Linked DNA regions of Homo sapiens: regions 2, 3, 4, 5, 6 and 7 are each linked to region 1. The links are chromatin loops, found by intact Hi-C in ENCODE. Cell type or tissue: endothelial cell of umbilical vein. All regions are shown on one strand.

Region 1 (4,000 bases):
CCCCCAACTCCCGGACCTCCCTAAGTAAACTCCGAACCTCATAGCTGTGAGGAACCCACTCATGATTGCCCAAATGTCCTGCTCTTGGCATCTCTGCCTCTGCCCATGCTCGTCTGTCCCTATGGACCGCCTTCCTTTGTGCCCCAGGTAGGGAGTGTCCCCTCATCCCTTCAGAGACCAGCTCCAAGGCTACCTCAGAGGTGAGCCAAACTAGAGCTGCCCACTCCCGCCACTGGGCGTGTCCACCACCCACTCCCGCCACTGGGCGTGTCCACCACCCACTCCTGCCACTGGGTGTGTGCACCATCCATGACTGAGCTCCCGAGGCCAGGGATAGTATCTCATTTAGATCCCTGGGTGTTTTGCGTAATAAATATGGAGCAACAACTTGGTAAATATTTGTTGAGTGAACCATTCTGATTTGGGAAAACACGTTTTCTATCATCCATCTATGTATTATACAGCAAAATGTTTCCTATAATTCTTGCTTTGGGTGGTGATGTCTTCCTCTAAAAATCCTAATTTAACAAAAACAGAGAATGGAAATGATAAAAGAAAGTCTCCTGCATTGGACAGTGACCTTAGGTCTCATCTTTACTCCTGCTTTTATCCTAATTGATGACTTTTCTTTGTAAATGCAGACACACAGAGGCTCGCTGGGCAGCTGGGCCGTGCACCCTGTCCTTGATCATTCTTAGAGGTAGAGATCAAAGGAGACCCATTGGCTGAGAGAGTCTACAACTTGCCACATGATCTATTGCTCTGCCTTGTGATTTTAATTGCCTCTTTAAGAATATCAAATCAGGCCGGACGCAGTGGCTCATGCCTGTAGTCCCAGCGCTTTGGGAGGCCGAGGCGGGTGGATCACCTGAGGTCAGGAGTTCAAGACCAGCCTGGCCAACACGGTGAAACCCCGTCTCCACTAAAAATACAAAAATTAGCCGAGCATGGTGGCATGCGCCTGTAATCCCAGCTACTTTTGGGAGGCTGAGGCAGGAGAATCACTTGAACCCGGGGGTCAGAGGTTGCAATGAGCCGAGATCGCGTCATTGCACCCCAGCCTGGGTGACAAGAGCGAGACTCCATCTCAAAAAAAAAAAAAATCAAATCAGATGTGTTAGCGTCTTCATGAATGTCATAAAAAGAAATGTTTCAGTGCCAAAACTGAACAGCAGTACAGTGACCTTTGAAAATGTTGTTTAGGGTATTAAATGTGTAACTAGTGACATTTTGTGTGTTTTTCTTTTTCTTCCTATCCAGCTCAGTGGAATAGCTGTTGCTTGTCCCAGTGTTAGAATTTGGACTGATAGAAAGGAGAGGAGCTGGAGATTCATTCTGCTCTGCAAGGGCAGACTCGATTTCAGAAGTGGCACCAGATGATAGCCTTGTGTTGTCCCCAACCACTGGTGCTGAGAAATGATGCAGAACCAAGCCCTCAGATCCCAGATCACCCACGGCTCCTGGGACATCTCTGGGGAAGGGACTTATTAATGTAGACCCTGATGCAACATCCCAAGTCGTCTTTATCCATGATTTGCACAGCCAGGACACTCTGGGGCTGGGATTGGGAGGAGAGGAATGGCCAAGTTGCCCTGCCCCCTTGGCTCTGTGGACTCCAGAAGGATGGTCAGTACCAGCAGCATTTCACACACACCAGCCTCATTATTAAAATTGGAGCAATTTGTGAAATAGAGTTGAGACTTCTCTAGAGAAAAAAGGTTGGGAAGCAGCTCAGTGGCTGGGTCTGGGAGTCAGCTTCCAGGCAATATCTCACTGAGTCAGGACAAGGCCCATCATTCCCTGTTCCCGCCAGGCCGGGTATTTGCCAGGATGTGAAACGGAAGCCAGGCTTTTGGAGAGGCTGAAGCTGATTTTTGTAACAAGGTCTGGTTACCAGCAAGGAAGCGGTTTTCACGTTGCTCACTCTGGGCCCGAGTGTGGTGCATCGCGCCCCCTGGTGCCCAAAAAGTGCAACTACGTGCCATGCCAGCCAGCTCTCCTGGACTTCCATTTTTCCCTGATTCTCCTGTTCCTCGCCCACCCTTCTCTTTGCTGTGCCCACTGTGGTCTACGCCGAGGCTCCCCTCCCTCCTCCCTGCCCCAAGCAATAATGAACAAGATCTTCATTCTCTGAAGAGAAGTGCAATAGTAAAACTTTCCTTTTTGTTTGTGTAGGGGAAGAGCTGGTGTTAATGGGTCAGGCAGGCAAGGCATGAAGTGATAAATAGGGAAAGGATGAAAGAAGGGAACAAACCCAGGGGACCTAACGGACCCACCCTAACAAAAAATTGGAGTACAAAAAAAGTGTATTAAAATTGTGAGACCACACCAACTCATTCGTCACTCGTGTCTTTACAAAGAACAAACCTGAAGCTTCAATGAGAAAGAATTGAAGTATTCTAGGGCTGCCTGAAATCTTCTGAACTTTTAACATAGGCTTTGATTTCCGAGTTGTGTGCTTGCATGTTAGAGATATGATAGTGTCTAAAAATTGGAACATGGCATAGTTTGATCTAAAAAGTTAGCTAACTTCTGCCATTTAGAAAAAGACCCCATGCTCAAGTCTGCTTTTGAAAAGTTGCCTTGGTCAAGTGTTGAAGACAGCACTTGTTAGAAGGAACAAGTTCACTTCTGAGAGCCCTTCTCAAAGAGTTTAGGAAACAGCACTACTGAGAGTTGCCAGTCTTCAGAGCAGTGCAACGTGTGTGTATGCGTAAGACACAGATGGTGAAAATATCAAATGCTACAGATGCCAAGAAGGGAGGTGTTGGCACCACACCAACCTTTAAACAAACATAAGGATGCAGAATGCAGTCTTTAAAATGGAGGGAGAATTTACTGTCTGTGTGGCTATTTCCTTGAAATGACTTAAAAAGCTGAGATACAGAAGTATTAGTAAATCGGTGCCAGGAATGAAGTAACCGTTTAGATCCAATGCGCCGGCTCCAGCATCGAACTCATGCCCAGCACCCTTTAAACCCTCCCGGGACTCTGCAGAACCCGCTGACCACTCACAGAGCCCAGCTCGGGGGAGGGCTTTAAGGTGAAGCACGTGACCCCCTGCTTGTGCGGCCCGGGCGGGGAAGTTTGCGCTCCCGAAGTCCTGGAGCTCAGCAAGGGAGGGGCCAGCGCCAGCCCGCGTGTGGGTGGCTGGGTGGGGGCGTGGGTGGGGGTCCGCCTATAATTATCTGGGGAAATGCATCCGCGCTCTGCTTTTCGCTGCGGCAGCTCCGAGGGCACCTCCGGTTCTCCCCCATCCTCCGGGAGTGTCTGGGCGCTCAGTCCGCTCTGATCCCGCCGAAACCACCTGCGGTTGGCAGGCAGGAGACTAGGCGTCTGCCGGGGAGGGCAGGGACCCGCTAAGCTGATCTCCTGTACAGTAGTGCTACTTAAAATATGCTGGGGACCATCACCATCACAGGTAAGGCACAAGCCAGGTCGCTTTTGTCCTCCCTGGACGGCAGGCACGGGGCACGAAAAGGGGCTTTCTTCCGTTGAATGAGCGTTTGGTGGGGAGCCCGGGAGGTCAGTGGCGGGACCGTTATTGGCATTTATTTCTCTCCGTGTACTGAGTTTTTCTTCAGAAGAACATTCTCCCTTGGGCTCAGCAAGAATCAGACAACCTCAGTGTTTCATTTTTGGCTGAGCTGGAATCTTCTTGACTGTGCCTATGGGAGACCTTTAGTATATTTTGTTCGGGGTTGTACCCTTCCCCTTAGGGAGAGAGGGATGTGGAGAGGAACAACAGCAGCCGACTGAATAGAAATATGTCAGATTTGTGTGAATTTGAAAATAAGCTGTGAAAGCTTAATCTCTTGCCGTAGTCATAGACAGAATACATTCCTCTTCTGGGCAAATTACAAGTGTTTGCATTTTGACTTGTTTACTAGGAACTTTGAATAAAGGTACACTTGGTGGTTTAGGGGACTAACATTTAAGCTCTGCTTTAAGTGGTGGTTTTAATAAAGCCATAGTTATTATAAAATCGGTGGCTAGGAAG
Region 2 (4,000 bases), 260 kb before region 1:
ATATTGGCCAGACTGGTCTCAAACTCCTGACCGCACATTATCTGCCTGCCACCACCTCCCAAAGTGCTAGGATTTCAGGCATAAGCCACCATGCCCAGCTGGAGGCCTTATTTTTACTGCTATTCAGAGAACCTGTGGCTTATCCATGGAGGGCTTAAGCTTTGCCTTTTCTCTTGCTCATTTCCATACCTAGCAAGAGCTTAAGCTGGTTTATTGCACTGACATTCTAATGAAATATAAATAGCTTCTCAACAGAGAGATAAGAAAGAGGAGTATCTAGTACAGCAAGACCCTCTGGGTGGGTCAGGGCCAGCTGGGGCCGTGCCGGGGCTCTGAGTGGAGGAGGTGGCGTGGGAGCACTGATGCTCGGGCTCTGTCACATCCGTTTTTGGCATTTGTCCTGGCAAAGGCTGCATTTCTGATCTTTCAGAAAGCTGTGGGTACACTGTACAGAAATGTGTTTTGCTTGCTTTGAAGGATGACCTACTGGCTGACAGCCAGCCAGAATTAATTCCATATACATTTGCAGATTTTCAGTATGAGAGACGGCAATTAGCCTACAGAAACCCATTTAACCCCCGAGGTGGAGCTGTATGGTGAAGACTGTTATTTATGGGAGTCTGTGTAATTTGCCTCTGTGACAAGGGACAGCCATGGCTCAGGAGGGCCCACGCCACCCTCCTTTTCAAGGACTCCTGCCCCTGCCTGAGTGGCTTGGCCTGGCCTGGCCATGTGAGTCTTGTGGACACGTGCACATCAGTCAGGGACCCCTGTGGTATGGACCAAAGGGTTGTTTTTTACTGTTTTAACTTATTTAATAGCATCTCATCAGTATTACAGGCATGTGCCGCCACGCCAGGCTAATTTTTTTTGTATTTTTAATAGAGACGGGGTTTCACCATATTGGCCAGGCTGGTCTTGAACTCCTGACCTCAGGTGATCACCCCGTGTCAGCTTCCAAAGTGCTGGGAGTACAGGCGTGAGCCACCGCACCTGGCCCACAGAGCTTCTAAAGGAAATGTGTTGGTTTTTTAATCAAAGTTGAGGCAGTGCCTCAGTGAGGGGCAGGCTGGAGCAGTGGTAAGCGCGCTGAAGGAGTCGGGCTCTCTGGGCCCAAAGTCCTGCCCTGGCCACAGAGTGGCTCCCTTCCCCCTGAGGTGGGATGATGTTCTCCAGGGCCTTTTAGCTCCAGGCTGCTACAGTTCTAAACTGGTGGTGGTGGTGGTGGTGGTGGTGGTTGTGGTGGTTGTTTTAGATGCAGTCTCACTCTTTTCCCCAGGCTGGGATGCAGTGGCATGATCTCGGCTCACTGCAACCTTCGCCTCCTGGGTTCAAGCGATTTTCCTGCCTGCGCCACCACGCACAGCTAATTTTTGTATTAGTAGAGTTGGGGTTTTGCCATGTTGGCCAGGCTGCTCTCGAACTCCTGACCTCAGGTGATCCGCTCACCTCAGCCTCCCAAAGTGCTGGGATTACAGATACGAGCCACCGCACCTGGCCATGATTGTTGTTTTTATAAAATCAGAATATAAAATTTGAAAATGTTCTTTTTTGGTGAGAAATGAGAACTACCAAAGGAGTAAAATGCTCTAAAAGCCATCAGGTCCTTCCCACAGTATTGAGGCTCTGCTCTTACCATTTTGTTAAATAAGTTTTGTTCCTAACACTCTTTGTGATATGAAGTATTCTTGCTAATCAAGCTGCCCGGAGACTGGCGTTTCCCAGAGCAGTTTCGAAAGTGGAAATGATGCTGCATTTCCTACCCACAGTCTGGAGGGTGGCTGTGCTCTCTGCACGGTGGGTCTGTGCTGCTCAGTTACGGGATGGTAAGGGAAGGCTCTAACTCGGTGTCTTACACCATGCACTAGGGAGTCGCCCGCTTTATTTACGAGCGAGTTGATGCTTTCAGTGGGTTTTGGCTTTGCCTGGTTCCAGACTCAAGCCCTTCCTCTAATGTAGGGCGGGTACAAGAGAGACTTGAGCAAGGATATTGGGATTTAAGGGAAGGGCAGTGCAGGCCAAGGTCAGCAAGAGGACATCTCTAAGATGAACAGCACTGCATTTGTGGGAAGCAACCCTGCCATAAACAACTCAGTTAACGTTTACATAGTAAATAATTGCATTGCCTTGGGCTGGAATAGGGACGCCAGAAGGTATAGGACCATGTGGAATTCAGAAAAGGGAGCCCTGAAGAATGAGATTTTATTGTTCTTACCAGGAGAGTCCAGGTGCTAGAGTTCTCTCCTTGTAAGTGACTAACCTTCTCCCTTTTGGTACACAATCCTCAGATGAACGGAGATGATTCATTAGGCCATTCTAGCTTAATGGATGCATCACTGTGCAACCACGCAAATGCCTCATTTCTGATTCACTCATTTAATATTTATTGAGGAGTGCTGGGTACTAGGCCATTAGAAGAACAAACAACAACAACATAGGCCTGGACCTTGCACTTGCAGAGTTCACAGGCTAGAGAGGCACACAAGTTAAATATAGAGACAGCTGAAAGAGCTGACGTCTGGGACAGAGGGAGCCCCCTGCTCCAGGAGCCAGGGAGCAGATGCCATGGGGGGCTGGCAGGGATAGGGAAGTCAGGCCAGGAATGGGGTTACCTAAGCCGGATCATGAAGGACGAGAACAGACTCACCAGGGGTCGAGGGACAAGGAGGCAGCAAGTCCGCAGCATGAAGGCAGGAGAGAACATTGCTGTAAGCCTTTACCATGGCCACTGCATGGGGAGGAAACAGGAGATTTGGAATGAGCTGTGACACTGGGCAGGAAAGCAAGACCCAGGTCTTGTGAGGCCTTGAGCGTCAAGCTTAGGAGTCAGGACCTGGGGATTTTAAGTACAGCAATATCATAATTACATTCATGTTTCAGAGAGATCACTCAGGCAGCAGTCTGGAAGGTGGAGTGGAAAACGGAGAAATTAGTCATGAAGACCTATTTAGAAAGTAGTAGGCAAGAAATACCCAGGGCCTAACCTGAGGTGTAGGCAGGGGATGGGAATGAGAGCAATTACCGAACTAGAATGAACTAAACTCAATGAACAGGAGCGGGGAAGAGGGAATGCAGAAATGGCTCTCAGATTTCTGACTTGTTCGCTTAATGACTGGGGTTGTCATTTGTTTAGATAAGCAATAAAGAACCTAGAAACAATTTTAGGCGGAAGATAGTTGTGTTGGGAGCCCCTAAGACCATGATTTATTACAGCACAAGGATACAAAGCAAAATTAGCAAAAGGAAACAGCACGTGGGGTCAAGTCCAGGGGAGCTCAGGCGCAAGCTTCCAGAGTACTCTCCCCATAGAGTCACACAAGATACACTTAGTTCCTCCAGCATTGAACTATGACGACACCTGAAATATTGTCTGCAGAAGAGGCTCATTAGAGACTCAGTCCCCAAGGTTTTTATTGGGTAATGGTCACGTACCAAATTTCAGTCTCTCAGAACAAAAGCAAATGTTCAGCATAGACCATTTTGTTTGTGAAATTTAGGCACAGTGAGCCCCTCTTGTCAGTTAGAGGATAGTTGAAACCCTCCCACAATCCAAGTTCTCAGACTCAGGCCTGCTACATTATTTCTTTCCTACACAGTAGTGGATTTGGTTACTAACATGTTGGATCTGAAGCATTTGTTGTAATTTACAGTGAAGATGTCCACTGCACAGTTCCGTATTGAGTCTGAGGTTCACTGGAGACATCTGTGCTATCAATGAAAGTTTCTGGAGTCATTAGCCCCTCAAAGGGTCATTAAAACCAGGTCTTCTAGAGAGAAAGTCTAACCCTGTATTCCTTTAAACCACCATAGAGACCATCTAGTTCTTCACATTATAAAAATGAGAAAACTGAGTCCCCAGCGATGTGGCTTGGTTGCACATTTTTCTATTTCAAGTCTGTTACTCCTTCCATCATACCAGACTGCCTCACAAAATGACAAAGTCAGGCATTGTTCATAAAAGAACAAAATGGCATTTAGGTTATAAATCAGGCCCTTGTAA
Region 3 (4,000 bases), 310 kb before region 1:
ATGATTATTCATTTCTACTTCTGTTTTCTTTTTTCTTTTTTGCTACAAATACTGCGCTGGGATCGACTTCCTTTTGATCATTACACAAATAACCATGGCTGCCTCTTATGTTTATTCAGCTTGTTTTTTTTCCATAATTTGTACAGTGGAAAATCTTGTGGCCCTTGAATTTGCCCATTTTAAATTTGCCCTCAGTCATTTTAAACTCACATCCTGTCCCCCAGAGTGCTCGGCCATTCCCAGTGCAATCCAATAACTAATATTGTGCTATGCTTTGGGATCCACAGATTCTTTCACAATTAGATCTTTAAACTAACCATTGTATGAATCAGCATTCTTCACACATAGAACCAATAAGGATGTGTGTATATATAGAGAAAGATATTTATTGTAAGGAATTGGGTCACATGATTACAGAAGCTGGCAAGTCCAAAATCTGCACTGTGGGCTGGCAAGCTGAAGACCCAGGAGAGGCAGTGGTGCTAATGCAGTCTGAAGGCAGCAGTCTGCTGGAGAATTCTCCTGCTCTCAGGGGAGGCCAGTCTTTTTGTTGTACTCAAAAAGGCCTTTGACTGGTCAGTTGAGACCCACCCACATTATGTAGGACAACTTGCCTACTCAGAGGCTGCTGATTTCCATATCAATTTCATCATAGACACCCTCACAGAAACACGCAAAATAATGTTTGAACAAATACTGGACACCCTATGGCCCCAGCAAAGTTGACACATAAGATTAACCACAAGGCCAGGCACAGTGTTTCACCCTGTAATGCCAGCACTTTGAGAGGCCGAGGTGGGAGGACTGCTTGAGCCCAAGAGTTCGAGACCAGCCTGGGGAAGATAGCAAGACCTCGTCTCTACAAAATAATAAAAAATTATCTGGGTGTGGTGGTACACACCTGTATTCCTAGCTACTGGGGAGGCTGAGGCAGGAGGATCACTTGAGCCCAGGAGTTTGAGACCGCAGTGAGCTGTGATTGTGCCACTGCCCTCCAGCCTGGACAACAGAACTTTATGGCAATTACCGTAAAATGATTTCGAATGGTGATGTACTCTGTATAAATCAAGTATTAAACATATTATTAGTTTTATGTTCTAATTTGAACCAATGTTTGAGAAGTTTCATACTGTTCCATTGGCTCAAATTAGAATCATCCAGGGAGATTTTAAACATTACTGATCCCAGGTTCCCCTCCCAGAACTTCTGCTTTCATTGGTCTGGGTGGAGCCCAGGGATCAGTGTTTTCTAAAAGCTTCCCGCAGGAGTTTAGGTTTAGCCAGTGCTGCCAGCTACTGTTTTAAAAGCACAAAACATAGAGGTACATTTCTAAAAATTGAATGTGATTATGTTGTTCTTTCTTTCAGATCGGTTGTGTAAGCATTTTTATAGGATTATTCTTCATGTTTTCTCTCCTTATTTCAGGTAACGGCTGGTGTTCCTCTTAAGAAAGAATATACAGAGGAGGTAAGAGGAGCTGTTTAGATGCTTATGTGAAGAATCTCTTAAATCCAGTGACTCGTTGGCTTTCAGTGAATGAGCCCTCCTTCAGTGGCCTCTTAGAAAAGTGCTGTTCTGTCCGGGCGCAGTGACTCACACCTGTAATTTCAGCACTTTGGGAGGCCAAGGCGACCGGATCACATGAGGCCAGGAGTTCAAGACCAGCCAGGCAAAACCCATGGCCAACATGGCAAAACCTCATCTCTACTAAAAATACAAAAATTAGCTGGGCATGGTGGCTCACGCCTGTAGTCCCAGCATGAGAATCGCTTGAACCTGGGAGGCAGAGGTTGCAGTGAGCTGCGATCGCACCACTGTACTCCAGCCTGGACGACAGAGTGAGACTCTGTCTCAAAAAAAAGAAAAGAAAAGTGCCGTTCTAAGAATCCGAGAGGAAATGGATGGGATGAAAGGATAAAATTCATTCAGTTAACTCTTAAATATCAAGAAAAGATGGATATAGGCTTTGTCTACTATTGTGTACTCCCAGGGTAGCCATCAGAGCAGGAACTCAAGGTCTCCAGGTCAGAAACAAATATGAAGCTTACACTTCTGTATTCTTTTGTCATGGAAGGTCTATATACAGTTGGCTTTATGATTTACAGGAGTGGCTTACTCTTTTCTGTAAATAGACTTTGATTTGCTGGCAGCAGTACCTCTTAGCTCCTACAGGTGGCGCCAGGGATCTGAGCCAGGAATACCTGGTCAGAGCTCCTCACCCACCTGGGGCCTTGTGCCTGTCAGGCCTCAACCTGCAGAGCATGGGCGCATTGCATAGACCCTGCAGCCTGTCCTCAGCAGGGTGAGCTGCCAGGCTTCAGACCCACCCATATGCCATTGGATCCAGAATCATTTTAGAAATTATTTTGAAGACGAACCTCTTTATTCTTGCAGCCATCTTTCTTGGAGGAAAAAGTGAAAAAAGATGTAGCAAATCCTGCCAGAGAGGTGCTGGCAGTTTAGCTTGGCAGGTTTGGTGGGAGACAATACACAGGGGTCTGGGTTTTGCTTTTTTCTTTTTTACAGAACATCCAGCTGGTGGCAGACGGCTGCTGTAACCTCCAGAAGCAAATTCAGATCACTCAGCTCTTTGGGGTTCCCGTTGTGGTGGCTCTGAATGTCTTCAAGTAAGTCCAGCCTCCTCCTTTAAATGTGGGCATTATCACTAGGCCACCCTGTGAACGATATTTGTGTCTTGGGGTATTTGGTCTTTCTGTGCTTCATCTAAAAGTATACAGAAATACCCAGTTCTTTCTGTTTGTTTATTTGGTTTGGTTTCATTTTAGCAAATGTGTTCTCACAATGTTATTAAGGAAGTGAAATTTATATATAGTGAGTTACTATCTCCTTGGCTTTTTTTTTTTTTTTTTTTTTTAATTCTACCCAGCATTTTTGTCTGAAACAAACTGTGAATGATCAAAGGGATATGTTATGGAATTTTCTTGATAACACCCTTAACGACTTGAAATATTTGAGTCACTTTAGAGAGGACTTTTTTTTTCCATGCTTTAAGTCTGATTTATTTAAACACGATGTGACCACTTTTGATGTTTAAAATGTATTCAGTGTTAGGGAGCGAAGTTCTGTATAAATGGTGAGTCTTTCTTTGAAAACATAGCTAAATGGATACAGATGCAAAACCACAAACATTTTCTTCACTAGGACCGACACCCGCGCTGAGATTGACTTGGTGTGTGAGCTTGCAAAGCGGGCTGGTGCCTTTGATGCAGTCCCCTGCTATCACTGGTCCGTTGGTGGAAAAGGATCGGTGGACTTGGCTCGGGCTGTGAGAGAGGCTGCGAGTAAAAGAAGCCGATTCCAGTTCCTGTATGATGTTCAGGTAAGATCTAGTAAAAACAATGGCTCACATTTCTTACACCTTAGCATGGGTTGTCCCATTCTGTTGTCACCACAACCCTACAGATAAGAAAACTAAAGATAGAAGAGTTTAGGCCCGGTGCAGTGGCTCACGCCTGTAATCCCAACACTTTGGGAGGCTAGGGCGGGCAGATCACTTGAGGTCAGGAGTTCGAGACCAGCCTGGCCAACATAGAGAAACCCCATCTCTACTAAAAATACAAAAATTAGGTGGGCATGGTGGCGTGCACCTATAGTCCCAGCTACTCGGGAGGCTGAGGTGGGAGAATTGCTTGAACCCAGGAGGTGGAGGCTGCAGTGAGCCAAGATCGAGATCACACCACTGCACTCCAGCCTGGGCGACAGAGTGAGACCCTGTCTCAAACAAACAAACAAAAAGGTAGAAGAGTTTAAGCCATATGACAAAGTCACATTTCCAAGTACAGACCCTAGCTCCTTGTCCCAAAGCCTGTGCTTTTGAAGACTCCCAAATCGCAGTCCTAAGTGAGGAGGTACTTTAGCGAACAGGATTTGACAGCTGACGCTTTCAGGAGTTGCACAGGAACAAGAGCAATTTCGTGAGGATTGGGAAACCATGGGAGGTATTTTCCTTGTTCATTTCTCTTTTTTTTTTTTGAGACAG
Region 4 (4,000 bases), 280 kb before region 1:
TTATGAGTAGCTTTTTTTCTTCTCTTTTTCCATATAGATCAAATTACTACATTGGGCGTATATCACTTTTATAACATGAAAATACAGTAAATAGGGCGATGATAAACTGCAAGTGCTTGGGGAGAATGCTTAACTCAGGCCAGTTGCAAGAGAGTGAGAACACACACGCAGCCTGTGGGAGCGGGCTCCATGCCATCACCTGGCCGGTCCTGGCTGTGTTGCTGTGTTTTCGCACCTCAAAAGTTGGGACAGCAAAGAAAGGCCATAAGAGCTAGAACGTTTCCATAAGAAGTGTATTCAGTATGATTTGTCTAGCTCTGACTAATGTGTGCAAACCCCACATTCCACTAAGCAAATGCAAGATTGTTTTTCCCTGTTCATTTGTTCCTGGGCCCTTCTTGCTTACTGTGTTGGGAGTTGGAGAGGGGATAATTGACTTCTTTCTTCTCACAGTGTTTTCTCTTTTTTTTTTTTTTTTTTTTTTTTGAGACAGAGTATTGCTCTGTCGCCCAGGCTGGAGTGCAGTAGCATGATCTCGGCTCACTGCAACCTCCGCCTTCCAGGTTCAAGTGATACTCCTGCCTCAGCCTCCCAAGTAGCTGGGACTACAGGTATATGCCACCACATCTGGCTCATTTTTTGTATTTTTCAAAGAGACTGGGGTCTCACCATGTTGGCCAGGCTGGTCTCAAACTCCTGACCTCAAGTAAGCCACTGCGCCCGGCCATCTCTCACAGTGTTTTTTAAAACAACAATGCATTTTCATAACAGTTGGCCTGGAGAGGTGTCCGACCAAGTTGGAATTCATAGTAGAATCCATTGGAAGTTAATTTTTGATGTATTTGACTGTTTTCCATTGACTTCGCATTGAGGCAGTGAGAGAGACTTGAAGAACTTAGAATACGCACCCTTTTGTCACTGGCAAACATGGGACATAGAGGCGTGTCTTGACAGCAATTTGTGGCAACACTCTGGGCTGGAATCTAGGGGTTAGACAGCCTGGCCGGTTTTGTAAATTAGATAGCCAGGCCACCCTCAGAGTCAGTTTGAGGGTTGAGTGGGAAGCCTGAATAAAAAGAGAAGTTAAACTTTTAAGAAAAGGGTCAAGCTTTAAAACTGGAATTGGGTTTTCAAATTTAATGAGGAAAAAGAAACCCCAAAACTGGAATTGTAATTGTGGAGAAATACAACTGATAATATTTGGAATATCATCTACAAGGAATGAAACTATCCAGAAGCATTTAGATGGTAGTCAGTGCCATGTAGGGCACCTCTGGGGGCAGGGTGGCTCCTGGCACTGTGGAGAAAGACGACTGGTGCTTCCTTCTCCCAATCGGAGGAAAGGGATACACTGTGGAGGTCCCAGCAGCTTAGGGCCTGCCCCCCATGTGGTTATCTCTGTGCCGTTTCCTTCCCTCTGTCTTCCTGTAACTCCTTCACTTTGGCCCCTCTGCCCTTTCTGGGCAGAGGGTGACAGGAGGCACCGCATGGGTACATTCTTTTTTTTTTTTTTTCTTTTTTTTGAGACAGAGTCTCACTCTGTCACCTGGGCTGGAGTGCAGTGGCGCAATCTCGACTCACTGCAACCTCCATCTCCGGGTTTCAAGCGATTCTCCTGCCTCAGCCTCCCGAGTAGCTGGGATTACAGGTGGCCGCCACTACGCCCCGCTAGTTTTTTGTATTTTTAATAGAGATGGCATTTCACTATGTTGTTCAGGCTGGTCTCAAACTCCTGACCTCGTGATTCACCTGCCTCAGCCTCCCAAAGTGCTGGGATTACAGGAGTGAGCCACTGCGCCCGGCCAACTACATGCTTTTTTCCTCCTGTCGGGATTGGCCTGGGCTGTACCTATCTCATGGTGGAAACCTGCCCAGGGACCAGGCCCTAGAAGACCAGCAGTTTATTTAACTGGGTTGGCCTTTGTCCCCACTCCCTGTGACCCGGCCCTGCCACATCTTTACCCAGGTGCACCACTGACATCATCGCTTGGCTGGACTCTGGAAAGCAGGAAACTGCTGGAGCGTGTTTGGGGCATCAGTGATGTCACCCGCTACAAATGCTGGGTGGGGTTACTGGACTGAGGGCCATGAAAAAAGAAAGCTGCGGCCCCGGCCCGTGGACTCACTGCCATTCTGCTCTTTCTCACGTTTCAGTTCAGCTCGGTTTGTTTTCCGTCCCCCTCCCTCTACTGTAAAAGTATGTACTCAGTGTTTCGTTTCCTGCTGGATCTGATTCAGGTCAGTGATGAAGTTATTTGTGAACTCAGTGGGGAGGTGTTTCCTCCCCTTTGTACCGGCCCTACTTAGGGATGCACGGTTGGTTATACGCTTGCTTCACTCGGTTAGGCATGGAGGAGAATTCATTCAGCCCTCATAGGTTTAAATCAAATGCATGACCCTTCACATTTTCCAGAGATTTACGGCCAGTTACAATGAGACAATTAAACATTCACCCCCCCGCCAAGCTGCACTTGGAGATGTGTAAGCAGTAATGTAGTCATGCGCTCCCCATGATGTGAGAGCGTGCAGAACGCCACTCCCCCCAGCAGGTCCGCCAGGACCTCCGCAGGGAGCATCTTGCCTGCAAAATCACACATCCCTTTTTCCCCCTCTCTCCACTTTCCCTACTACTTTTCCACTCCCACACCCACAAATAAACAAAGAAACCTTGAGCTTATTTTACAAAAGTCTTTGAAATGGCCCTCGTCTCTCCAATGCTCCTGGGTCCTGGTTTGGCCCCATCTGTGCAATCTCTCTGATGAGTGTGAAATAAGCCAGGTTTGGCTCATGCTCTGCCGGTGAGCTTGCCCTCCCCATGAGCCTGTCCTCTCCATCTGGCCTCACTTTGTTTGTGTCCCTGTGTCCTTTGTCTCCCATCCTGGGATCCTGGTGGTTTCCTCCTCCCCTCCCAGCATGAGTCCTTTTCCCCAGGGTTCTTCCCTATCTCTACATCAGAATTTCCTGCTTTCTCCCAAATATGCATTTCCCTGGCCCAGGCATCCACTGCTTCCTCTCATCGTGAGGTCCCTGCCGCAGGCTGCTGATGGTATTGTGGCCGTGCCTTCCTCCACAACCCAGGGAAAGCTACGTGTGTGTCTGTCCCATAGGGAAGGAGTCATCCCTGTCTCCTCAGTGTGGTGTGTTCAGGAGGAAGGAAAGTAACCAGCGTCGTTCTCAATTTCCAGAAACTGTTTATCATATTGACAAGAAGAAGAAAGCTTTGTGACTCATGAGAATGATGTTTTCCTCTCTGGTACATAAGGTTATCTAGGTCCAATCCATTTGTGTAGAGGATCTTCTCTCCCCTAGTGTGATATGCACTTATTTTTAGCACAAGTATAAAACTACTTTAAATGAAATCAGCCTCAGCCAGGGAAATATGCTGAGTAATAATGTTGCCAGGTACTATACCACTGAGTTGAGTTTGTAATTCACTGCTATTAATCCCTGTGTATTAGTTCTGATTTTTTACTCTTTGCATACATAGAAAAATGGTGTTTCTCTTCAGAGTCAAGGAGGGAAAAAAAGAAAAGATAAAAGATGCTTATAACACTTTTGTGTCCACCCCTAAAATCAGCATATTGATCTATTATTTTTTCTAGGTATTGATGAGATGTTGACTCATATACTTTCATACAACTGGTAATATATATATATATATAATATGTGTGTGTGTATATATATATATATATATATATATATATATATATATATATATAGACTCATTTTTCTTCCACTTTCATCTACAGCCTACTTGTTTTCTTCCCCCCATTTTTCGTATGGATTCATAGCATAAATTGACAACAAAGATACATCTCAATTTAGAGCTTCCAAAAGGCACCCATAAAAGTATCTGGTGCTCATGGAATTGCTCTTTCTTCTATGTCTCTTAGTTACACTTTTCTCTTATTACACTTTTCTATCCCAGCCATGGCTAAGAGGCGTATAATCAGAAGCAGCTAAGCAATATATGCAAGGGAAATAAAATGAATGCAAACCA
Region 5 (4,000 bases), 320 kb before region 1:
GTGCACAGGGTTACAACGATTAGCATAATGATCTTGCACAATCTTTCTGCCTAGCATGTAGTGCATTCGTAATATTCTCAGAGGAGGCGTCTAGAAAGCGCCAGGCTCCTTCCTCCTGCGTGAGCCACTGCAAGCTGTCGGCGCCTCAGTGCTATGGAGACCTTGGGTGGATTATTCCTTGTTGGCGGGGGGAGGGTCCCAGCTGTCCTGTGCATTATAGGATATTTAGCAGCATCCTTGCTAGATGCCATTTACAACAATCAAAAATGTCTCCAGGCATTGCTAAGTGTCCAGGTGGGGAGCGGAATAGGCAGAACCGCCTCCAGTCGAGAAGGGCTGAACTGTACTTAGGATTTGTGATTCTGCAGAAATGGGTTCTGTGAATGCACTAAAGCATGAGAACATCCAAAAATCAGTGTGGCACAGAACTGAATTCAAATTTACCTGGATCCAGGTAAATAAGCACAATTTTGAAAGTACCAAACAGAATTCAAGAAAAACAACAACAACAACAAAAAACACATTAAAAACAGAAAAGTTGGCCGGGCGCCGTGGCTCACGCCTGTAATCCCAACACTTTGGGAGGCCGAGGTGGGCGGATCACCTGAGGTCAGAAGTTCGAGACCAGCCCGACCAACATGGTGAAACCCTGACTCTACAAAAAATACAAAAATTAGCCGAGCGTGGTGGTGGGTGCCTGTAGTCCCACCTACTCGGGAGGCTGAGGCAGGAGAATCGCTCGAACCTGGAGGGCGGAGGTTGCAGTAAGCCGAGATCGCACCATTGCATTCCAGCCTGGGCAAAAAGAGTGAAACTCCATATCCAAAAAAAAAGGGGGGAAAGGTCAGAAAGACGTTCTTTTTCACTAGGTGATGAATTAATCTTTCCCATCTTTGTCATGTTAAAAATGTGCCTGTGGCTGTTTCTCCACTAAATGAAGACACTGGCACACAGATGATTGTGTGTAAACACTAGGCAAGACACTAGGCACAATCGTAGGGGTTCAGTAATTATTGAATGAGAAGAAAGAAAGGTTGTTCTTGAATTCTGTGATGTGAGTGTTTAATGATGTTTTTGAGGAGAATGCCATATGTAGCAGACAGAACCCTGGGCTGGGCATCAGAGGGACCGGGGGCACCACACTGGGCTTTGTGTCATTATCTCCAGAAAGTAACTGGCCTGGTGCACAGGAGAAAGTTAGAGTACATTGTCCATACAGTTCCCACATAGCTGTAGGGTTTTATGAACCCATATTTTAAAGGGCCTTCTAATGAAGTGAGGATGTTAATGCTTTTTTTTAAAAAAAAAAAAAAAAAAAGAGAGAGAGAGATTGGTGATTACTTTAAAATCTGAGTCCTGGCCAGGACTCACGCCTGTAATCCCAGCACTTTGGGAGGCTGAGACGGGCAGATCATTTGAGGTCAGGAGTTCGAGACCAGCCTGGCCAACATGGTGAAATCCTGTCTCTACTAAATACAAAAATCACGCTCCTGTAATCCCAGTTACTTGGGAGGCTGAGGCAGAAGAATCACTTGAACGTGGGAGGCGGAGGTTGCAGTGAGCCAAGATCACACCACTGCACTCCAGCCTGGGCAACAGAATGAGACTCCATCTCAAAACAAACAAAAAAATCCAAGTCCTAATTATCGCTGCAGCTTTCTTTAATGTGTGCAGTAAGGTGGGGACATACAGAATAACTTAAGATGTAGAAATCGTCTCTCCCTCCCTGAAGAATATCATGGATACTACATTTGCCTGCCAGGAATGTTGTGTTGTTCTGGTGTTCTCGTTTCTGCCGTTATCATTGTTTCTGCTTAATTTTTACAACACAACTCTGGCCGCACCCGTGGATGATCATGGAAAGGCAGCTGCCTGGCTTTCCAGAATTGTTTTGACTCTCCATCTGAACCCAGAGCTCTGTTTCCTGTACAGGTTGCTAGCAGTATTTACCCAAATTGTCCCTTCCCAACTCAGACCCACTGACCCTTCCTTTCTCAGCTGATTACGGGTTTAAGTTTGAATCAAACCATGCTATAGAATCACTATCTAGCAGCTTCTGTGCTTGCACAATAAGAGTATTAGTCAGCGTTTCCTGTTTTCATTCATATTGTAAGTTGAATAGCTGTAACAAAAGGGAAAGAGATTGCCAAGACAAATAATTCTTATGGCTTGTGCAAACAATTTATTACAAGCCTTATTAAATATGCAGCTTTCAGAAGTCTACGTGATATGCCTTTCAGCAAAGCTAAATCCTACTATGTGGACTTGCTTCATGACTTAAGAACAAGTCTATATTGAATTTAACATTAAATAATTATTTGGCCTGTATCTCTTTTAAGCTTTGTTAAGAACTGCAAATATGATAAGGGAATAAATTGCTCATTTCAAGTCACTAAGAAAACCTAACCTATAGGTTATATATGTTGGCAGTTCCCAAGAAGTACCTAGGAAATGGAACCTTCCTATAAGAGTGGTTTGTCCCCTTCTCACGAGATGGGTCTTCATATCAAGGCCCCCTAAGGCACAGATACACAGCACTCCACAGTGTCCAAGTTCGTAGTAATTGGTGGCACCTTATTAAAGTAGTTTTTACTTTCATAATTACTGATTACACATCAGCATACCTTTTCCATGTTCTGTTTCCTTGGCAGCCTGATATTTGAATACAAACGACATAAAAGTGATTACATGCAGCATTTCAGGACAGTTTTCAAACTGAGAGAATTTGGCACTTTCTTTTATTTTCTTCCCATTCTTCGTCTATTTCCTTTGCATTTGGAAGCCAAACTCCTCGAACCTTTACTTCTGCATGTTGTTTTCGTCCCCTAGCTAGAGTTCTCTTTATTACTACTTTTTTGTTTCCAATTGGTCTCTTTTTAAAAATAAAACATGGTGAAACCCCATCAATACAAAAATTAGCCGGGCATGATGGCGGGTGCCTGTGATCCCAGCTACTCGGGAGACTGAGGTGGGAGAATCAATTGAACCCAGGAGACGGAGGTTGCAGTGAGCTGTGATCGTGCCATTGCACTCCAGCCTGGGCGACAAGAGTGAAACTCCGTTTCAAAAATAAATGAATAAGTAAATTAAAATATGAAATTAAGCTTAGCTAGCCTGTGTAGATGTTTTAGATGGTCATATCTTTATCGGATATGACATTTATGCCTTTCAGTAAAACCATTGTAGTATTGTAAGAAAAAAAGGGAAGTATGATAGGGAGGACTAAGAACATATTTGTACTTCTATGTAATGCTATTTTATGTGTCTATTTCCATTGAAGTGTGGCCTTGACATCACTGGCTCCCAAGTCCCATCCTGTTTTTTCATTGACCTGCTTGTGCCAGGTACTGCGTTAGGAAGTGGAGCTACCAGATGAATAAGGCGTGGTCCCGCCCTCCATGTGGGAGACGGCACGTCAGTGTACTTAGGATGCTGCATGTGGTGACAGATGAGGGCCCTGCAAGGGAGCACACCACAGGGCCGGGAGGGTGGGATGGGCGGGAGGAGTAGCCAACTTTGCCCGAAAGCATCAGGACAAGCTTCCAGGAAATGGCACATCCAAGCTGAGTCTTGGACAGCGGGTTAAAGAGGCAGAGAGGGGAGAGAGGAATGTTCCACATGGGAAAAGAGGTCTGGAGGTGACAACAAGTAACATAGAGTATGTGGGCTGTGCCGGAAGCTTGATATTACAGAGGCACGAAGTCTGAGGCAGGGAGTGTGAAGGAAGATGAAGGTAGGGGAAGGAAGTTTACACAAGGGTGGCCTTGACTTTTATATTAAGGCACTTTAGGGAAGCAGGAACCACTGAAGACAGGAGAACATGGTGACTACACGGGCGCATTGAAGGGGGGAGGAGCTAGGTTTTTGAAGGGAATTTGAGCTTGCAATTTTTCAAGGGCATTCAATGGTTATAAATGAAACTTTTCATTAATATATTTGTGTCCAAGTGTTTTTAGATGTGCTTTTCTGCTACTCTCTTTTTATTTGGTTTGGAGATAGA
Region 6 (4,000 bases), 180 kb before region 1:
AAACAGGTGGATGCACGGTCCTTTTCACACTGACCATTGCTACTTGCGGGCAGGGAGACCAGGGAGGAGCCCAGGGCAAGGGAGGCCCCCACACCTAGGAGATTTTTGAAGTCAGAAACACACCCTAAAGATGCTCATGGCCTCTCATCTGCCTTTCTCCACCAGCCCTCACGTTGTACTTGGTGAATACGCTGCTCCGACTTTAAAGTTTCTTCCTAATAAGAGAGATCTAGGTTTAATTAAACCCAAGTAATAGAAAACAAGGGCATTTGGGCACATTCGGCTCACACAACAGGATTCCCTACTTAGCCTGTCCACTAAAGGGAGTTTCTACTGTCAAAGTTATTATTGCCCTCTGTGTGAAAGAAGAAATGTGTACAAAGCACTATGAGTTAATTAATAATTGTTGATTGACAGTGATTGGCATGTAATATTGGTGCCCCAAAAGAAATTTTAAAAACAGGTTTCTTTAATCTTTGAAAAATGCCACGTGAAGAGGGTCTTCATTCTCGGTGTTACTCTCCCCACCATGCCAGCTCCCCCTATATTCCTGTTGATTTGAGGGATTGTTCTTAACAGAAATAAGTTGATTTATTCCTGTTGATTACAGGGATTCCTGTAATCCCTGATGTATTCCTATTGGTTTTGTCCCAAGTTCAGTGCCAAAATTGCTCTGGTTGGGAGAAAACTTGAAAATGGCCATTATCCAAACCTAAAGCTGTTCCCAGCTGGTCCTAAGGCTACAGATGTTTCTCTACAACAGCCCAAATCACAGAGACAGGGGATTGGCCTACACACGGTGCTTCAGAGGCTCCCCTGAAGCCGACCCAAGGGGAGTCTACTCTACATGCTTGGGACCCTGCAGGAACCAGATAAAGATGTAGTCTTTGGACCATCGCATCTAGTGGCAGTAATATTTATTGAGCACTTACTATGTGCCGGGCACAGTTACTCATTTAATACTCACATGATCCCCAAGGAAGAAGTTACCATCATCATCCCCATATTATAGATGCAAAAACTGAAGCCCAGAAAGATTAAGTCACTTGTGAAAAATATGGCAGGGCCCAGACTTGCTGCCAGGCAGGCAGGCAGCAGAGGCGGCATGCTTAGCTGCAAGGCTATGTTGCTTTTGTCCAACTCTTGCCTTTTTTGCTGTTGTAGCCATTTTTGTTTTGCCAACATACAAAAAGAGTTTAATACATGAAAGTTATCTAAAGCCATTCAGTCTCTTCTTTCCCTCTAGAAGCCAAAGCTGGAGAGATTCCAATCACGGCATCACTGCGCATAGACATTCTCCTTTTAAATGCAAACACCTTTGATAAGAGTAACTCAGGCCTGAAAAGAGAGCTCCCAGAGGACCAGGACCTTCTTTATCTGCATGCCCAGGACTAAGCAGGGTATCGGGTAGTGGGTGCTCAGTAAGTATTTCTTGAATGAACCTTGGTGAGTATTTAATGGTTTCATGTACCTTGTTTTATGAGAACAAACTTTTGTTGAGTGATTGCTTTAGCCTCCTAGTCTGTTAGGCTCTAAATATAGCAAAGAATGTAATCTAGTTCCTGTCCTAAAGGAGCTTCCGGCCTACTGGGAGAAGAAAGAGACTAGTAAGCAAATAATTACAGAAAAATAAAGCCACAGTGGGTGTGTATAGCATTGCCCTATGGGAACACGGGGCAGGACAGCCTAAGACAATCTGGGCGTGTGCGTGGGAGGATTAAAGGAATTTCCAGTAGTGCGGGGAGGCTGGAATCTACAGTAGTCCCAGGAATGGCCCCAGGAGGAGTGCCTTCAGTGGAGGCTGGGAAGGGAAGGAGGCCAGATCACAGAGGGTTTGTATACAGACAGGGTCCAGGTGGGCCAGGCCACGCCCTACATTTTGGCATAGCTATTAATAGTCTCCCATTACTCACTAGAGCATCCCAATCAATTATGCAGACATCCTATTTATATTTATGTAATATGTACCATATATATACATATATATATGTATATATATATAGACTAAGGACTTGAACTTCATCCAACCACTTGCATTGCAAATGTAGAGGAATGTTAAGATAATAAGATAGGCCAGGCGCGGTGGTTCATGCCTGTAATCCCAGCACTTTGGGAGGCCGAGGCCGGTGGATCACGAGGTCAGGAGATTGAGACCATTCTGGCTAACATGGTGAAACACCATCTCTACTAAAAATACAAAAAATTAGCCGGGTGTGGTGGCGGGCGCCTGTAGTCCCAGCTACTCGGGAGGCTGAGGCAGGAGAATGGTGTGAACCCGGGAGGCGGAGCTGCAGTGAGCCAAGATCCTGCCACTGCACTCCAGCCTGGGCGATAAAACGAGACTCCATCTCAGAAAAAAAAAAGATGATAAGATCAATAGAATGTAGATTTGACCTGGGAAGAGGAGGAATAATCAGAGTCCAGTTGTGCACATATGTAACTGCCCACACCCGGCTTCAGGGGTTCTGCGTCAGAATCACTTGGGGTTTCATAAAATGGACAGTCACCCTAACTCAGTCAGACTCTCTAGAGGAGAAGCTGCGGAAACTGTAGGGTTAACAAGCCACCCAGATCATTTTCATGCGCTCCAAAGTATGGAAACCACAGACTGAAACATCACCAAGCTAACAGGTGCCTGAATGAGGTAGGAGGAGGGGGGCATAGCAGCTCTGCTCCAATGCTGTGTCTGCTGAGGGACAGGCCCGCAGGCCCCACAGAGTCTGCTCTGAGTATCCAGGGGCAGAGGAGGACATCTGCTCCTGGGAGTGGGGAGAGAAAATAAAGTAAGAACTATAACTAATCACCAGGCCAGGCAAGGTGGCTCATGCCTGTAATGCCAGCACTTTGGGAGGGCGAGGTGGGTGGATTGCTTGAGGCCAGGAGTTCAAGACCAACCGGGCCAACATGGTGAAACCCTGTCTCTACGAAAAATACAAAAATTAGCTGGGCATGATGGTGTGTGCCTTTAGTCCCAGCTACATAGGAGGCTGAGGCAGGAGAATCCCTTGAACCGAGGAGATGGAGGTTGCAGTGAGCCATGATTGTGCCACTGCACTCCAGCCTGGGCAACAGAGTGAGACACTGTCCCCCCTCCAAAAAAACGAAACAAAAAACCACACACACACAAAAACTAATCACCACCTTCATAAAAGCATCCAGGGCTGCCCTCATATTCAAGGCTTGTGCAGAGATAGAGAAAGAACAGGCAGTAGAGGAAAGGACGGCAGGAAGAAGGAGCCAGCAAAGCCAGGACTCTGCTGGGAACAGAGGGCATTGGGCTGTGGGGCAGGAAGTTAAAATCCAGGAGTGTCCTACCCGTGCAGGATGTCCCATCACATTCTTTTCGTAAAGGGCCCCCTGCGTCCTGTGCAGGCTGTGAATTGACATCAGCCCCTGCCTGACCTCCACCCCCAGCAAGCTTGCAGCCAAGCTGCAAACAGAATTCATGTCTCCTGATTCCTAAAGGTTCATTCTGAAAAAAGAAGGAAATAAAGAGAGAGAAAAAGAAAGAGAAAGAAAGAGAGAGGGGCTGGATGTGGTGGCTCATGCCTGTAATCCCAGCACTTTGGGAAGCTGAGGTGGGCAGATTGCTTGAGCCAAGTAGGTCAAGGCTGCAGTGAGCCGTAATCGTGCCACCGTACTCCAGTCTGGGTGACAGATTGAGATCCTGTCTCAAAAAAAAGAAAAGGAAAGACAGAAGAAAGGAAGAAAACAGAGAAAGAGAGGGAAAAATAGAGAGAGAAGAGAGTAGAAAAGATAGAAAGAAAAGGAAGGAAGGAAAAGAAAAAGGAAGAAAGAAAGAGAGAAAGAAAAAAGGACCAAACTTAGAACTGTTGTGAGTTTGGGCAGGAAAGAGAAGGCCAGCTGAGTCACCGTCATCAAGCAACGACACTTGGAACATCTCCTGGCATCAGGGTTTTCAGGAAAGGGCCCATTTTCTAACCTACCAGCGAGCACAAGGAAGATACCTGTTGGCAGGTAGCTTTCATGTACACTGACA
Region 7 (4,000 bases), 340 kb before region 1:
TTTTAGCTGGGCGCAGTGGCTCACTCCTGTAATCCTAGCACTTTGGGAGGCCGAGGTGGGTGGATCACTTGAGGTCAGGAGTTCGAGACTAGCCTGACCAACATGGTGAAACCCTGTCTCTGCTGAAAATACAAAATTAGCCGAGCGTGGTTGTGGGCCCTGTAATCCCAGCTACTTGGGAGGGTGAGGCAGGAGAATCGCTTGAACCTGGGAGGCAGAGGCTGCAGTGAGCTGAGATTGTGCCATCGCACTCCAGCCTGGGCAACAAGAGCAAAACTCTGTCTCAAAAAAATAAGAAGAATTTTGGGTGAGCTGTCTACAGCAGATGGTCACAGTTACAGGAAGTACCAATATAACTATATTGTACCAATATATCGTAATGTGCGCCAACAGTGGTGGTCCTTTTTGGTCCTTTTTTTCTTTTCTGTGTTCTACTTTAACATTTCTTCCTCCCAAGTAGGTTACTGATTGAAGATGACCTTATCGAGTCCCACTGTTTCCTTGCTCTACCTCTCAACCTGTATTTTTGGGGGACAGTTTTTTAATTTTTTTATTTTCCTTTTTTGAGACGGAGTCTCACTCTGTCTCCTAGGCTTGAGTTCAGTGGCACGATCTTGGCTCACTGCAACCTCCGCCTCCCGGGTTCAAGCGATTCTACTGCCTTAGCCTCCCAAGTAGCTGGGATTACAGGCACGCACCACCATGCCCGGCTAGTTTTGTATTTTTAGTAGAGATGGAGTTTCTCCATGTTAGCCAGGCTAGTCTCAAATTCCTGACCTCAGGCGATCCACTCACCCCTGCCTCCCAAAGTGTAGAGATTATAGCTGTGCACCACTGCACCCAGCCTAGGGGACAGTTTTATAATCAGTCTTCTTGGCCTTCAGAGGACTCTGCTGGTGGCTATACCCAGCTAGTGGCTTGTTCTCTCTTTCCACTTTTATTGCCCTGAAATTCTAAATATTCCATCATTTTGGTAGAAGAAAACCAGACCAAACTAAACATTCTCATGATTTCATCCACCTTTAAAAAAAAAAAAAAATCTGACGTCAAGTGATCCTGCAGCTCTAAGCTGTAATTCTCCCAGACCTTGCCCTGTTTACATTATTTAAAAACACTGATCTCAGCCTGGGCTCCACTTTTGTTATTATGATGCTTCCAGGTTTTTTGTCTTTAGTAAATTTATTCATAATTAAATCAAGGTTGAGAAGTGCTGGCTTATTAGAGACTCTGGCTGAAGGTCATGTGCGAACTCAGGAAACTGCTAATCACAGGTCGTGTTTTTCAGCCCCTGTCTTCAGGAAGGCTTAACTCTAAGGGAGGGTTGTTTTGTGTCATCTCCAGAGCTCTCATTTCTCCTGTGTGGCTTGGTGCCGAAGCTCATTCGTCCCCTCGCTGTCTGTTCGGCCCTTGTCCTACCTCCCCTTTCTCTTTCCACGCTTTTGTGTAAAGTAGCCCTCTTTCAAGCTGCTCCTCTGTCCTTTGAAAACAAATGAAAAAGCAAAATGTTCTTCATATACACTAAACAGGAAAGTATGCAAAGTAATGTTACAAACACCCATGTTCCCACCACTCTGTTTCATCAAAATCTTAACATGTCGCTGTGTGTCCTTTAGTTTTTTTGTTTTTTTAAAGAGATACGTTTAGCTGGGCATGGTGGCGCATGCCTATAGTCCTAGCTACTTGGGAGTCTGAGGCAGGAGGATCAATTATGCCCAGCAGTTTAATTCTCCTGGGCAACAGAGTGAGACCCTGTCTCTAAAAAAAAAAAAAAAAGAAAGAAAGAAAAGAAAAGAGAGAAGAGAAGAAATCAGATATTAGAGACACAGTTGAAGTTCCCGTGGACCCTCCTGATCCCGTTCTTTTTTCTGCTTCTCTCCTGATTTGAGTGATTATCGTTTCCGGGTGTGTGTTTCTACTTTGACCACACACATATATGTACACTAGAGATCTGTAGCGGAGGTTCTCAGACTTTCTCTGCTCGTGACCATTAATGGCCCAGCAATTTTTTTCATGGTACCGCCCGGGCAAGAGAAATACCTAACATGTCCATTTATTAAATAGGTCCAAACAACTTAATGAGTATTTATGTCCTTACAACTAAGTGGCCACCTGAAAAAAAAATACATATGAATTCGAAGGAAAAAATAACATCATTTCATTTTTAAATTACCACCATATGTTATGAATGAGATGTGTGTCCTTGTCAGGCACCAGACAACTTCTGACCCTTTGTAACCAGTTGACACCCGCACCTCATTTCCTGTTCCACGTTGATTTTCACACGATTTTTGCATTTTGCTGCGGTACCTGCCAAAAACTTTGCTTTGCAAATATATGATGTCATGGAAAGGGATGTAGAGCACTATTGTTGAAGCAGTGAAAAACCTCACATGAGTAGTATTTGCAGTGTCCAACGGATGTCCTGTATTACCGCGTTTCCGTCAAAAATTTAAAATACCCCACGGTGCCTCTGAGTTTGCTGCAATGCCTCACGGCACCTCATTGCACATTAGAATCACAGATGTGCGGCTTTTCTTGGTATTTTTTATGTGTTTTCAAATTTTATATATTAATAGATATTAACTGACTGCATTGTTCTCTAATGAGGTCACTGCACTTTTTCTGTAAATGGCAAGATCATAAATAGTTTGGGTCACAGAGTCTCTGTCCCAAGTACTCAATTTAGAAAGCAGCCATAGGTAAAGCATGAATTCATAAACTAGTCCATGTTTAGGAATGAGTCTGGCTGTGTTCCAACAGATGTTATTATTGGTTCCTAACATTTGAATTTCATATAATTTTCACGTGTAATAATACTCTTCTGATATTGTTGGCAACATTTTAAAAGGTGGCCAGGCACAGTGGCTCATGCCTGTAATTCCACTGCTTTTGGAGGCCAAGGTGGGAGGATTGCTTGAGCCCAGGGGTTCAAGACCAGACTGGGCAACATAGCAAGATCCCATCTCTATAAAAAAAATTTTTAATTAGCCAGGTTTGGTGGCACATGCCTGTAGTTCCAGCTACTCGGGAGGCTGAGGTGGGAAGATCACTTGAGTCCAAAAGTTTAAGGCTGCAGCAAGCTATGATCACACCTAGCTACTTGGTAAGCTACTATGGACAACATGGTGAAACCCTGTCTTGAAAGAAAGAGAGAGAGAGAGGGAGAGGGGGAGAGAGAGAGATAATACTTTTTAAAAGAGAAAGAAAGAAAAGAAAGAAAGAGAACACTTTTTAAAAGGATAAATAATTTTTAAAAACTTAATAATTTAACATGTAAAAAAAAAAAGATGTAGACCATATACAAAACCCAGAGGCACCTGGATTTGTCCTGCTAGCCATACTGGCCAACCCCTGCTCTATAACTTGATATTTTTGTGCAACATAACAGTTTTGCATTTCTCTATGTCACTGTGATCCAAAAAGCCTCATTTTGCCTGCAGTTTAGCCTTCTGTGCGTGCATGTAGCACGTGCATTTGTGCATTATTTGTCAAGGGGCTTTCAGATTGCTTCCAGTGTTCTGCTGTTACAAATAATGCTACGGGGGACATTCTTGTCCATGTCTCTGAGATTTAGTCTAAAAGGTCTTCTAGGGACTATATACAGGAGTGAGATTTGGGGGGTTAAAAGTACGCTTAGCAACAACTTAATAGATAAAGCCAAATTGTTCTGCAACGTAATACCAATTTATATCACTACCAATTGTGTGTGTGAGATTTCTGACCTCTCCACGTTTGTCCTGACACTTCTTTTTTTTTTTTTTCTTGAGACAGAGTCTCTCTCTGTTGCCCAGGCTGGCGTGCAGTGGCATGATCTCAGCTCATTGCAACCTCCACCTCCCAGGTTCAAGCAATTCTCCTGCCTCAGCCTCCCAAGTAGCTGGGCTTACAGGTGCACACCATCACACGTGGCTAAGTTTTGTATTTTTAGTAGAGATGGGGTTTCGCCAAGTTGACCAGGTTGGTTTCAAACTCCTGACCTCAGGTGATCCACCCACCTTGG

Evidence for each region. Peaks named below come from ENCODE experiments on the same cell type or tissue, not always from the same donor. Only the 100,000 strongest peaks of a DNase experiment are listed, where the experiment ranks them.
Region 2: it touches region 1 in a loop (5-fold over the local background); 7 of 110 quality-filtered maps call a loop at or near these places.
Region 3: a loop joins it to region 1, with 9 times the contacts of the local background. A loop is called at or near these places in 105 of 110 quality-filtered maps.
Region 4: a loop joins it to region 1, with 6 times the contacts of the local background. A loop is called at or near these places in 3 of 110 quality-filtered maps.
Region 5: it touches region 1 in a loop (5-fold over the local background); 105 of 110 quality-filtered maps call a loop at or near these places.
Region 6: a loop joins it to region 1, with 4 times the contacts of the local background. A loop is called at or near these places in 2 of 110 quality-filtered maps.
Region 7: it touches region 1 in a loop (7-fold over the local background); 2 of 110 quality-filtered maps call a loop at or near these places.

What each region holds. Positions count from the first base shown.
Region 1 is chr6:151,322,465-151,326,464 of GRCh38, forward strand. The region is part of intron 3 of AKAP12 (A-kinase anchoring protein 12); the gene reads left to right. Among named protein-coding and RNA genes, the nearest start is that of ZBTB2, 67 kb to the right of the region's middle. RefSeq lists a silencer at 1,855-2,055. In endothelial cell of umbilical vein, a CTCF peak has its summit at 1,962 (motif pointing left); DNase peaks (open chromatin) are centred at 1,887, 3,017 and 3,707; H3K4me3 peaks cover 1,403 bases; H3K27ac peaks cover 2,903 bases.
Region 2 is chr6:151,057,977-151,061,976 of GRCh38, forward strand. All of the region lies in intron 26 of MTHFD1L (methylenetetrahydrofolate dehydrogenase (NADP+ dependent) 1 like), which reads left to right. Among named protein-coding and RNA genes, the nearest start is that of MIR12131, 43 kb to the right of the region's middle. RefSeq lists enhancers at 2,090-3,289, 3,537-3,706 and a cis regulatory region at 3,622. In endothelial cell of umbilical vein, no CTCF peak of the experiment used is centred here; DNase peaks (open chromatin) are centred at 1,785 and 2,335; H3K27ac peaks cover 4,000 bases.
Region 3 is chr6:151,012,354-151,016,353 of GRCh38, forward strand. MTHFD1L (methylenetetrahydrofolate dehydrogenase (NADP+ dependent) 1 like) reads left to right here. Exons shown (of 28, transcript NM_015440.5): 22 at 1,426-1,467; 23 at 2,527-2,627; 24 at 3,163-3,340. Among named protein-coding and RNA genes, the nearest start is that of MIR12131, 88 kb to the right of the region's middle. In endothelial cell of umbilical vein, a CTCF peak has its summit at 2,177 (motif pointing right); DNase peaks (open chromatin) are centred at 188 and 2,188; H3K27ac peaks cover 2,780 bases.
Region 4 is chr6:151,042,797-151,046,796 of GRCh38, forward strand. The region is part of intron 26 of MTHFD1L (methylenetetrahydrofolate dehydrogenase (NADP+ dependent) 1 like); the gene reads left to right. Among named protein-coding and RNA genes, the nearest start is that of MIR12131, 58 kb to the right of the region's middle. In endothelial cell of umbilical vein, no CTCF peak of the experiment used is centred here; DNase peaks (open chromatin) are centred at 2,175 and 3,115; H3K27ac peaks cover 3,934 bases.
Region 5 is chr6:151,002,710-151,006,709 of GRCh38, forward strand. The region is part of intron 20 of MTHFD1L (methylenetetrahydrofolate dehydrogenase (NADP+ dependent) 1 like); the gene reads left to right. Among named protein-coding and RNA genes, the nearest start is that of MIR12131, 98 kb to the right of the region's middle. In endothelial cell of umbilical vein, no CTCF peak of the experiment used is centred here; a DNase peak (open chromatin) is centred at 1,982; H3K27ac peaks cover 3,789 bases.
Region 6 is chr6:151,140,233-151,144,232 of GRCh38, forward strand. The region is part of intron 1 of LOC124901432 (a long non-coding RNA gene); the gene reads right to left. Among named protein-coding and RNA genes, the nearest start is that of MIR12131, 40 kb to the left of the region's middle. In endothelial cell of umbilical vein, no CTCF peak of the experiment used is centred here; a DNase peak (open chromatin) is centred at 1,649; H3K27ac peaks cover 934 bases.
Region 7 is chr6:150,978,954-150,982,953 of GRCh38, forward strand. The region is part of intron 20 of MTHFD1L (methylenetetrahydrofolate dehydrogenase (NADP+ dependent) 1 like); the gene reads left to right. Among named protein-coding and RNA genes, the nearest start is that of MTHFD1L, 120 kb to the left of the region's middle. In endothelial cell of umbilical vein, no CTCF peak of the experiment used is centred here; a DNase peak (open chromatin) is centred at 2,358; H3K27ac peaks cover 2,654 bases.